2 separate regions of the Homo sapiens genome follow, and region 1 is linked to region 2. Evidence: chromatin loops called from intact Hi-C (ENCODE). Cell type or tissue: CD14-positive monocyte. All regions are shown on one strand.

Region 1 (5,000 bases), 190 kb before region 2:
AATTTTTGTAGTTTTGGTAGAGAGAGGTTTCGCCATGTTGGCCAGGCTGGTGTCCAACTCCTGGCCTAAAGCGATCTGCCTGCCTCAGCCTCCCAAAGTGCTGGGATTACAGGAGTGAGCCACCGTGCCCGGCTTGAAAGCAGCTTTCAATCAGACATGCCCACCAGTGTCACCGCCCCTTTCCATGGGAATGACCAAGGACCCAAAAGTTACTATCCCTTCCCTAGAAATTTCTGCATAGGATCACCTGAGGTCAGGAGTTCAAGACCAGCCTGGCCAACATGGTGAAACCCTATCTCTACTGAAAATACAAAATAAATAGCTGGGTGTGATGGCACGCACCTGTAGTCCCAGCTACTTGGGAGGCTGAGACAGGAGAATGGCTTGAACCCGGGAGGGGGAGGTTGCAATAAGCCAAGATCGTGCCACTGCACTCTAGCCTGGGTAACAGAGTAAGACTCCATCTCAAAAAAGAAAAAAAAAAGAAAGAAATTTTGCATAAACTGCCCCCCTTAATCTGCATGCAATTAAAAGTAAGTATAAATCTGACTGCAAAACCGCTCTCAGCGGCTACTCTCCGCCTACAGGGAAGCCCTGCTCTGCAGAGGCAGTCACGGAGCTATAACTGCTGCTTCAATAAAGCTGTTTTCTTCTACCTCTGGCTTGCCCTTGAATTATTTCCTGGGCAAAGCCAAGGACCCAATCTGCGGGCTAAGCTCCACTTTAGGGCTCCCCTGCCCAGCATCATTACCATCGCTATGGTAACGGTAAGAGGTGTCAGTTACCTGTTCAGGCCAAGGTAGCCAAGGACGCCCACGAGAAGGATGCTCAGGAAGCTCCCCAGGGAGGCGAAGAAGATGAGCCAATCAGAAACCTGCACTTCTGAGGTGGGAGAGCGTGGGTTGGCAGAGGGCTACCTCCTGCCTCTTCCTCAGGGAAGGAGCTAGGAGGGCCTGGTTTCTCCATGAACTTGCTGCTGATCCTGGTGCACATGCCACGGGCTTCTCACTGGGAGACCACAGAACCCACCTGCCCGGTAGCTGTCAAGAAATAAAGGCCTGGCATGCAGGAAGTGTTCAAGACTCTGTAATTCCAGGCCGGGCACAGTGACTCATGACTGTTATCCCAGCACTTTGGGAGGCCAACGTGGGCTGATCACCTGAGGTCAGGAGTTCGAGACCAGCCTGACCAATATGATGAAACCTGTCTCTACTAAAAACACAAAAATTAGCTGGGCGTGGTGGTGTGCGCCGGTAATCCCAGCTACTTGGGAGGGTGAGACAGAAGAATCGCTTGAACTCGGGAGGCGGAGGTTGCAGTGAGCCGAGATCGCATCATTGCATTCCAGCCTCGGCAATAAGAGGGAAAATCTGTCTCAAAAAGATAAAAAAAGACTCTGTAATTCCAGGAGCCTGCACATAGGGCACATGTGGCTGCCCCTGGACCCAGGCCTGCCTGCCCCCCACCAACCCTGACTCTTTTGTTCTCTGGGTTCCAGTTGGTTCTCTTGGAACTGAAAGGACACCGTGGCATGAACAGGGATCATTTGATCTCTGAATCTCTTATAACCATGCACCCGACAACAGAGCCTGTGTTGTTCTCTTCCTCCTCCTCCTCCTCCTCCTCCCTCTTCTTCTATTCCTCTTCCTCTTCTTCTTCTTTCTTCTCCTTCTTCTTCTTCTATTTTTTTTTTTTTTTTTTTTTTTTTTTTTTTTTTTGAGACAGGGTCTTGCTCCGTCGCCCAGGCCAGAGTGCAGTGGTGCAGTCACGGCTCACTGCAACCTTGAACTCCTGGTCTCAAGCCATCCTCCCACCTCAGCCTCCTGAGCAGCTGAGACTACAGGTGTGCACCACCACACCCCACTATTTTAAAAATATTTTTTGTAGAGATGAGGTCTCACCATGTTGCCCAGGCTGGTCTTGAACTCCTCGGCTCAAGCAATCCTCCAGCCTCAGCCTCCCAAAGTGCTGGGATTACAGGTGTGAGCCACCACACCGGGTTTTGCCTGTGTCCTCCTTATTTTTGCATTCATTTATTTGTCGCTCAATGAACAGATTCCTGCATCTTCCTCCTCCCCAAGAGCCCCCAGATACCTTGACACATCTACCCCAACCCCGCAGTGTCAGACCAGGGAGAAGGGACAGTTGTAAACAAGGGCATGGCCAGAAGGAGGCAGAGAAGTCTTGCTGGAGGAGGGAACTTTTGAGCTGAGTTTTGAAGGACGAATAGGAGTTGGACCGTGTGGAAAACAAACATTCCAGGCAGGAGGCAGGGAAGGGCCTGCATGGGCAAGGCTCCTGGAGTGTGAGAGGAAGCTGCGAGAGAAGGCAATGGGAGCAGTTTGAGCTGCTACTTTCTCCTGAGGGCAGTAGGGAGCCATAGAGGGAGTGAGAGTGAGGGCAGGGCTGCTAAGATCATTGTGGGAAGCGCAGTGCAGTGCATGCTGGGTAAATAACTGGGTCCTACCCCCTCCACTCACCGATGCTGAAGCGCTGGGGCTGGCTCCAGACACCCCTCAGCCACGCTGTGTCTGCTCGCACCTGCACCGTGTAGGCTACACCAGCCCGCAGGCCACTGAGGGTAACTTGGGTCTCTGTGGGCTGCACGGGATGCTCTGCAGTGGGAGAGGCAACCCTGAGTCCTGGGACCTCTTTACTCCTCAGAGGCCAGGCTGGGCTACCACAGCCTGTGGGTGGGGTGGGGATTCATAGGCATTTTGCTAAAATCTCTACTCTTTCTTTCTTTTTTTTTTTTTTTTTTTGAGACGGAGTCTTGCTCTGTCGCCCAGGCTGGAGTGTAGTGGCGCCATCTCGGCTCACTGCAAGCTCTGCCTCCTGGGTTCACACCATTCTCCTGCCTCAGCCTCCCGAGTAGCTGAGACTACAGGCGCCCGCCACCACGCCCAGCTAATTTTTTGTATTTGTAGTAGAGACGGGGTTTCACTGTGTTAGCCAGGATGGTCTCGATCTCCTGACCTCGTGATCTGCCCACCTCGGCCTCCCAAAGTGCTGGGATTACAGGTGTGAGCCACCAAGCCCAACCTAAAATCTCTTCTCTTAATGCGCCCATTCATCTCAAGATTTTTTTTTTTTTTGAGATGGAGTCTCACTCTGTTGCCCAGGCTGGAGTGCAGTGGCACAATCTCAGCTCACTGCAACCTCCACCTCCCAGGTTCAAGCGATTCTTGTGCCTCAGCCTCCTGAGTAGCCGGGATTACAGGCGCCCACCACCATAGCCAGCTAATTTTTTGTATTTTTAATACACATGAGGTTTCACCATGTTGGCCAGGCTGGTCTTGAACTCCTGGCCTCAAGTGATCCGCCCGCCTCAGCCTCCCAAAGTGCTGGGATTACAGGCGTGAGCCACCGCGTCCGGCTGACTTGTTGGATCTTTGGGCAGGTGGATCTGAGGTTGGAGGCAGGATTGGACTCTGGAGGCAGGGCTTGGACACAGGACCAAACTGAGGACTAGCTAAAGCAGGTCCTGGGCTTTCCATAAGACACGCCCACCAGTGTGCCATGTCAGTTTACCATTACCATGGCAACACCCGGAAATTACCGCCCCTGTCCACGGCAATGATCCCACAACCCGGAAGTTACTACCTTCATCCTAGATATTTCTGCATAAACCGCCCCTTCATTTGCATATAATTAAAAGCGGGTATAAATATGAGACGTAGCTGCCCTGCCTGTGGGGCGTCCCCACTCTGCAAGGAGCAGGACTTCTGCTGCTGCTCTACACGGCCACTTCAGTAAAAGTTTCTGTCTAACACCACCGACATGCACTTGAACTCTTTCCTGGGGAAAGCCAAAAACCCTCCTGGCTAAACCCTGTTTTGTGGGCTTTCCTGTCCCTCATCAGATCCCCCCTCCAGGCCTTAGTTTCCTCATCTGTGGAATGGAGACAGTCATCCCTGCTTGATGAGAGTTCAGCTGCTGCTACATGTGAGGGGCAGCTTCCCATGGATGAATCCAATACACCATAAGCACTTGGCTGGTGCCCACCCAGCCTTCTCCAGGGTCTGCAAGGGGTGATCGAGACCCTCAAGTTCAGCTGGGTGCTCATGACTAATCCCAGCACTTTGGGAGGCCAAGGTGGGAGGATAGTTTGAGGCCAGAAGTTTGAAACCAGCCTGAGCGAGGCCGGACACGGTGGCTCACACCTGTAATCCCAGCCCTTTGGGAGGCCAAGGCGGGTGATTCACCTGAGGTCAAGAGTTTGAGACCAGCCTGGTCAACATGGTGAAACTCCGTCTCTGCTAAAAATACAAAAATTTGCCAGGCATGGTGGTGGGTGCCTGTAATCCCAGCTACTTGGGAGGCTGAGGCAAGAGAATTGCCTGAACCCGGGAGGCAGAGGTTGCAGTGAGCTGAGATGGCGCCACTGCACTCCAGCCTGGGTGACAGAGACAGACTCCCTCTCAAAAAGAAAAAAAAGAAAAAATCCCAGCCTGGGCAATATAGCAAGGCCTCATTTCTACAAAAAATAAAATATTAACTGTGCATGGTGGTGTGCACCTGTGTTTCCAGCTACTAGGGAGGCTGAGGTGGGAGGATCGCTTGAGCCCAGGAGGTTGAGGCTGCTGTGAGCTATGATGGCACCACTGCACTCCAGCCTGGGCACAGAGTGAGTCCCTGTCTATAAAATTAAAAAAAAAAAAAAAAAGACCCTCAAGTCTAATTCTCTTGTTTTTGTTTTTTGTTTGTTTGTTTTCGTTTTTGTTTTTTCTGAGACAGAGTCTCACTCTGTCACCCAGGCTGGAGTGCACTGGTACAATCTCGGCTCACTGCAATCTCCGCCTCCTGGGTTCAAGCGATTCTCCTGCCTCAGCCTCCCGTGTAGCTAGAATTACAGGCATGTGCCACCATGCCCGGCTAATTTTGTATTTTTAGGAGAGACGGGGTTTCTCCAAGTTTGTCAGGCTGGTCTTGAACTCCTGACCTCAGGTGATCCGCCCGCCTTGGCCTCCCAAAGTGCTGGGATTACAGGCGTGAGCCAC
Region 2 (5,000 bases):
CAGAGGGAGACTGTCTCAAAAAAGAAAAAAAGAGAGAGAGATGGGGTTTTGCCATTTTGCCCAATTTGGTCTCAAACTACCAAGCTCAAGCAATTCACCCACCTCAGCTTCTCAAAGTGCTGAGATTACAGTGGTAAGCCACCATGCCCGGCACCCCCAGTTTTGTTTGTTTGTTTTGAGACAGGGTCTCACTCTGTCACCCAGACTAGAGTGCAGTGGTGCAATCTCAGCTTACCGCAACCTCTGACTCCCAGGCTCAACCAATTCTCCTGCCTCAGCCTCCCTAATAGCTGGGATTACAGGCACACACCACCACGCCTGGCTAATTTTTGTATTTTTAGTAAAGATGGGGTTTCACCATGTTGACCAGGCTGGTCTTGAACTCCTGACCTCAAATGATCCACCCACCTTTGCCTTCCAAAGTGCTGGGATTACAGGTGTAAGCCACTACGCCTGGCCCTATTTTTTTTTTTTTTGAGATGGAGTCTTGCTCTGTTGCCCAGGCTGGAGTACAATGGGGCGATCTCAGCTCACTGCAACCTCCGCCTCCCTGGTTCAAGCGATTCTCTGCCTCAGCCTCCTGAGTAGCTGGGATTACAGGCACCTGCCACCACGCTCAGCTAATTTTTGTATTTTTAGTACAGACAGAGTTTCGCCATGTTAGCCAGGCTGGTCTCAAACTCCTAAGCTCAGGAGATCTGCCCGCCTTGGCCTCCCAAAGTGCTGGGATTACAGGTGTGAACCACCGCACCCAGCCAAGTGAGCTCCTGATTCTTATCTGTCCCTGCCTTGAGTCTGTGGATCCCCTGAAAGTAAAGACATGGTCCCCACTGTGACCCCAGCACAGAGCCCAGCACATAGTAGGTGCTCAGTTAATGTTTTCACACGAGTCCATAACTCGTGTTTTCACACGAGGCCTTGGATGAATGGTAGGGGCTTTATTTCCTCAGGTTCTGCTCCTCCCCAGGAACCCCAGCCCCATCCATGCCCCCATCTCTGTTGGCTCCTCAGGGCTCACTCCTGGAGGTGGTGGGCAAAGGACAATCTGTCATTCACGGATCCCTGAGGAAGGAACACACAGGGAGGCATTCAGACACCAAAAGGCTCTGCAGCCCAGGTTGGCCCTGCTTGGGATAGCAGCTCCCCCAACCATGCCTTGGCCCCAGGGCTGAGCCCCCAGCCCAGCCCTACCTTACCATGGACACCTCGTCCAGGTTCTCAAACTTGGACTCATTCCGGTGACAGAATCTCACAGCCATGACCACAGACCCGATGAGCAAAAGAGACACCAGCAAACACACGACCACCACCACACTCGGGTTCCTGTGTAACTCACGGGGCCCAGTGTCACCTGGAGCTGGGGAAAGGAACTCAGAGTCAGCACTGGGTCCTATTCCCCACAAGCCTAAGACACCCACCAGGGCCCAGAGCCTTTTAAAATCTGTTCTCAGGAAGCTGACCTCTCTTCCCTCTCCAGTTGAGGCTGCCACTTTTTAATCATGTATTTTAGAGACAGGGTCTCACTCTGTCACCCAGGCTGGAGTGCAGTAGTGCAATCACAGCTCACTGCAGCCTCTATCTCCTGGGCTCAAGTGATCCTCCCACCTCAGCCTCCCAAGTAGCTAGGATTACAGGCATGCACCACCATGCCTGGACAATTTTTTTTTTTTTTTTTTGAGACAGGGTCTTGCTCTGTCACACAGGCTGGAGTGCAGTGACGTTATCTCAGCTTACTGTGACCTCCATCTCCAAGGATCTAGTGATCCTCTTACCTCAGCCTCCCCAGTAGCTGAGACTACAAGTGTGTGCCACCACACCCAGCTAATTTGTGTACATATTTAGTAGAGATGGGGTTTCACCATGTTGCCCAGGCTGGTCTTGAACTCATTGGCTCAGGTGATCCACCCGCCTCGGCCTCCCAAAGTGCTGGGATTACAGGCGTGGGCCACTGAGCCCAGCCTAATTTTTAAATTTTATTTAATCAATTACTTTATTTATTTTTGAGATAGAGTCTTTTTTTTCCCCCCCGAGATGGAGTCTTGCTCTGTCTCCCAGGCTGGAGTGCAGTGGTTCAATGTGGGCTCACTCCAACCTCCGCCTCCTGGGTTCAAATTATTTTCCTGCCTCAGCCTCCCAAGTAGCCCGGATTACAGGCGCCCGCCACCATGCCTGGCTATTTTTTGTATTTTTAGTAGAGACGGGGTTTCACCATGTTGGCCAGGCTGGTCTTGAACTCCTGACCTCAGGTGATCCTCCCACCTTGGCCTCCCAAAGTGCTGGGATTACAGATGTGAACCACCACGCCCAGCCATTTTTATTTTATTTATTTATTTATTTGAGACAGAGTCTTACTCTGCCACCCAGGCTGGAGTGCAGTGGCACGATCTCAGCTCACTGCAACCTCTGCCGCCTGGGTTCAAGCGATTCTCCTGCCTCAGCCTCCCGAGTTGCTGAGATTACAGGCGTCTGCCACCACGCCTGGCTAATTTTTGTAGTTTTAATAGAGACGGGGTTTCACCATTTTGGCCAGGCTGGTCTTGAACTCTTGACCTCGTGATACACGCCCCCCCCGCCCCCGCCCCCGCCCTCGGCCTCCCAAAGTGCTGGGATTACAGGCTTGAGCCACCGCGCCCCGCCATTTTTAGATTTTTTTGTAGAGACAAAGTCCTGCTATTTTGCCCAGGCCCAAATACATAATGTATAACCTGTCTCCCCACCACAGCAAGTATTAGTTTCTCTCTTTGCCCATCGCTGCGTGCCCAGCCGTGACATACACTAGGCACTTAATAAATGCGCATAGCATGAAGAGCTTTAGACAATGGAGCAGAGACAAGAAGCCCTTCCTAGAGCATTCTCGGGGCTGTACCTCCCCCTGGTGGTCAGTTCCAAAACTGCAGCCTGTTACACCCGCCACCTCCCTACAAACACCCAAATCTCTTAATACTCACCTGGGCCAGGGGGCTCCAAGGTCTGGTCAGTGGAGGTCAAGGGCTCCGTTCCGGGGCTGTGGGAAGTGGGGCTCCAGTGCGGGGTCAGGGATTCGGAACTGGGGAGGGTGGAATGGGAAGAGGGGGTGAGCTCTGCACTGGGGGAGCCAGAACTAGGGTGCGTGATTGTCTCTGGTTGTGGGGAGGAGGGTATCATCCTTGAATCTGTGGAGCTGGGGCTCGGCTGGATGGTAGGGGTTGCCCCTGAACTTGAGGGGCTGAGGTGGGTTATGGAGTCTGTCTCCAAACTCATGGTGCTGGAGTAGGATTTGGGGGGTTCCCCTGAACTGTGGGTGCTGTGGGCGAAGGGAGAAGAAATCAGAGAGCTGACAGGTGATGTCTCCATACTGTTCTCTGAGGTCACAATATCTGGAAAGAAAAACTGGGCGCGGTGGCTCACGCCTGTAATTCCAGCACTTTGAGAGGTCAAGGTGAGAGCATCACTTGAACCCAGGAATTAGAGACCAGCCTGGGCAACATAGCGAGACCCTCTCTCTCTCTCTTTCTCTCTCTCTTTTTTTTTTTCTTTTTTTGAGATGGCGTCTCGCTCTGTCACCCAGGCTGGAGAGCAGTGGTGCCATCTCAGCTCACTGCAACCTCCACCTCCTGGGTACAAGCAATTCTCCTGCCTCAGCCTCCCAAGTAGCTGGGATTACAGGCGTGCATTACCACGCCTGGCTAATTTTTGCATTTTTAGTTTCACTGTGCTGGCCAGATTTGTCTCGAACTTCTGACCTCAGATGATCCACCTGCCTTGGCCTCCCAAAGTGCTGGGATTACAGGCATAAGCCATCATGCCCAGCCTTTTCATTTTTATTTTTAATTAATTTATTTTTTTGTCCAGGTCATAGGGAGACCTGAAAGATTTAGGACACCATGTGAGCTCTCAGTGGGAAACTGAAGCTCCCACTCAAATTCATGCTCCTGGTCTGAAGTCCCACAGCCTGGGTTCAAGTGCAGATCAGCGTTCCCAGTCCTCTTGGCTGAGAGCTCTAGAAGCCCTTTGGATATGGGAAGTGACTGCATCCCAGGCAGTGCTGGGCAGCTCCTTTAAATTTTCTGGGACTCAGTTTTCTTTTCTGTAAAATGGAGTTCATGTGGAGTTGGTGCCTCTGACAGTTCATCAGTCAGGTTCATAGTGGGTGTACACAAGCTGGGTGCTCCCAGCTACTGGGGAGGCTGAGGCGGGAGGATTGCCTGACCCCAGGAATTCAAGGCTGTAGTGCGCCATGATTGCGCCACTGCACTCCTGCCTGGGAGACATAATGAGACCTTGTCTCTACAAAAAAATAAAACAAAAATTAGCCAGGCATGGTGGTGCATGCCTAGTCCCAGCTACTCAGGAGGCTGAGGTGGGAGGATCGCTTGAGTCCAGGAGTTCAAGGCTGCAGTAAGCCATGATCATGCCACTGAACTCCAGCCTAGGCAACAGAGTGAGACTCCGTCTCAAAAAAAAAAAAAACACACACACACAATAGAATAGAAACACAGTGGGTGCACAGTGACACTCAACTATAAAGATCCACCTATGAGCTCAGAGAGGATCAGCCCTAATTTTCTCCAGGTAGCCCTAGGCTAACCTCAACTTTAATGGAAGACACAAAGACACAGGCGCTGGGAACATGTCTCCGGAACCCACCCTTCTACGTGTTGGTCCAGCTACTTCCTGGCTCACATCCCATCCCAGGCATGGAGTCCAGGGACCAGGCTGAGGGCAGGTAAGCAGTTCATGAGCCACCTCCCACAACGACTTCCCACCCAGTTCCAGGTGACTGGGCCTCTTAGGCACTTACAAGTTCATTCATCAACTCTCTGCTCCACCCATGCACTCTGCTCTGGGCCAAACTTTGTGCTTCCTCCTTGACTCACCCTAGGCAGCAGAAATGCGGAAATAACACACAACACTGGCCCTGAGAGGGGGCTGGGTCCACATGCCACCCTCCCCAGATCTCTATGTAGCCCCCCAGGCCCTGTGGGGATGACGGCTGAGTCTAGAAGAGGCATGGAACTCAG

Evidence for each region. Peaks named below come from ENCODE experiments on the same cell type or tissue, not always from the same donor. Only the 100,000 strongest peaks of a DNase experiment are listed, where the experiment ranks them.
Region 1: a loop joins it to region 2, with 5 times the contacts of the local background. A loop is called at or near these places in 7 of 110 quality-filtered maps.

What each region holds. Positions count from the first base shown.
Region 1 is chr19:18,061,396-18,066,395 of GRCh38, forward strand. It overlaps IL12RB1 (interleukin 12 receptor subunit beta 1), which reads right to left. Exons shown (of 17, transcript NM_005535.3): 13 at 2,481-2,615; 14 at 786-882. Among named protein-coding and RNA genes, the nearest start is that of IL12RB1, 23 kb to the right of the region's middle. RefSeq lists an enhancer at 3,464-3,758. In CD14-positive monocyte, CTCF peaks have their summits at 2,151 (motif pointing right) and 2,350; DNase peaks (open chromatin) are centred at 2,176 and 3,546.
Region 2 is chr19:18,249,116-18,254,115 of GRCh38, forward strand. CIST1 (colon, intestine and stomach enriched 1) reads right to left here. Exons shown (of 4, transcript NM_001396036.2): 2 at 2,949-3,356; 3 at 1,197-1,357; 4 at 919-1,062. The coding sequence ends at 1,015. It also overlaps a transcript of PDE4C not described here. Among named protein-coding and RNA genes, the nearest start is that of CIST1, 3.7 kb to the right of the region's middle. RefSeq lists an enhancer at 1-129. In CD14-positive monocyte, CTCF peaks have their summits at 2,883 (motif pointing left) and 3,082; DNase peaks (open chromatin) are centred at 2,856 and 4,836; H3K27ac peaks cover 548 bases; H3K27me3 peaks cover 231 bases.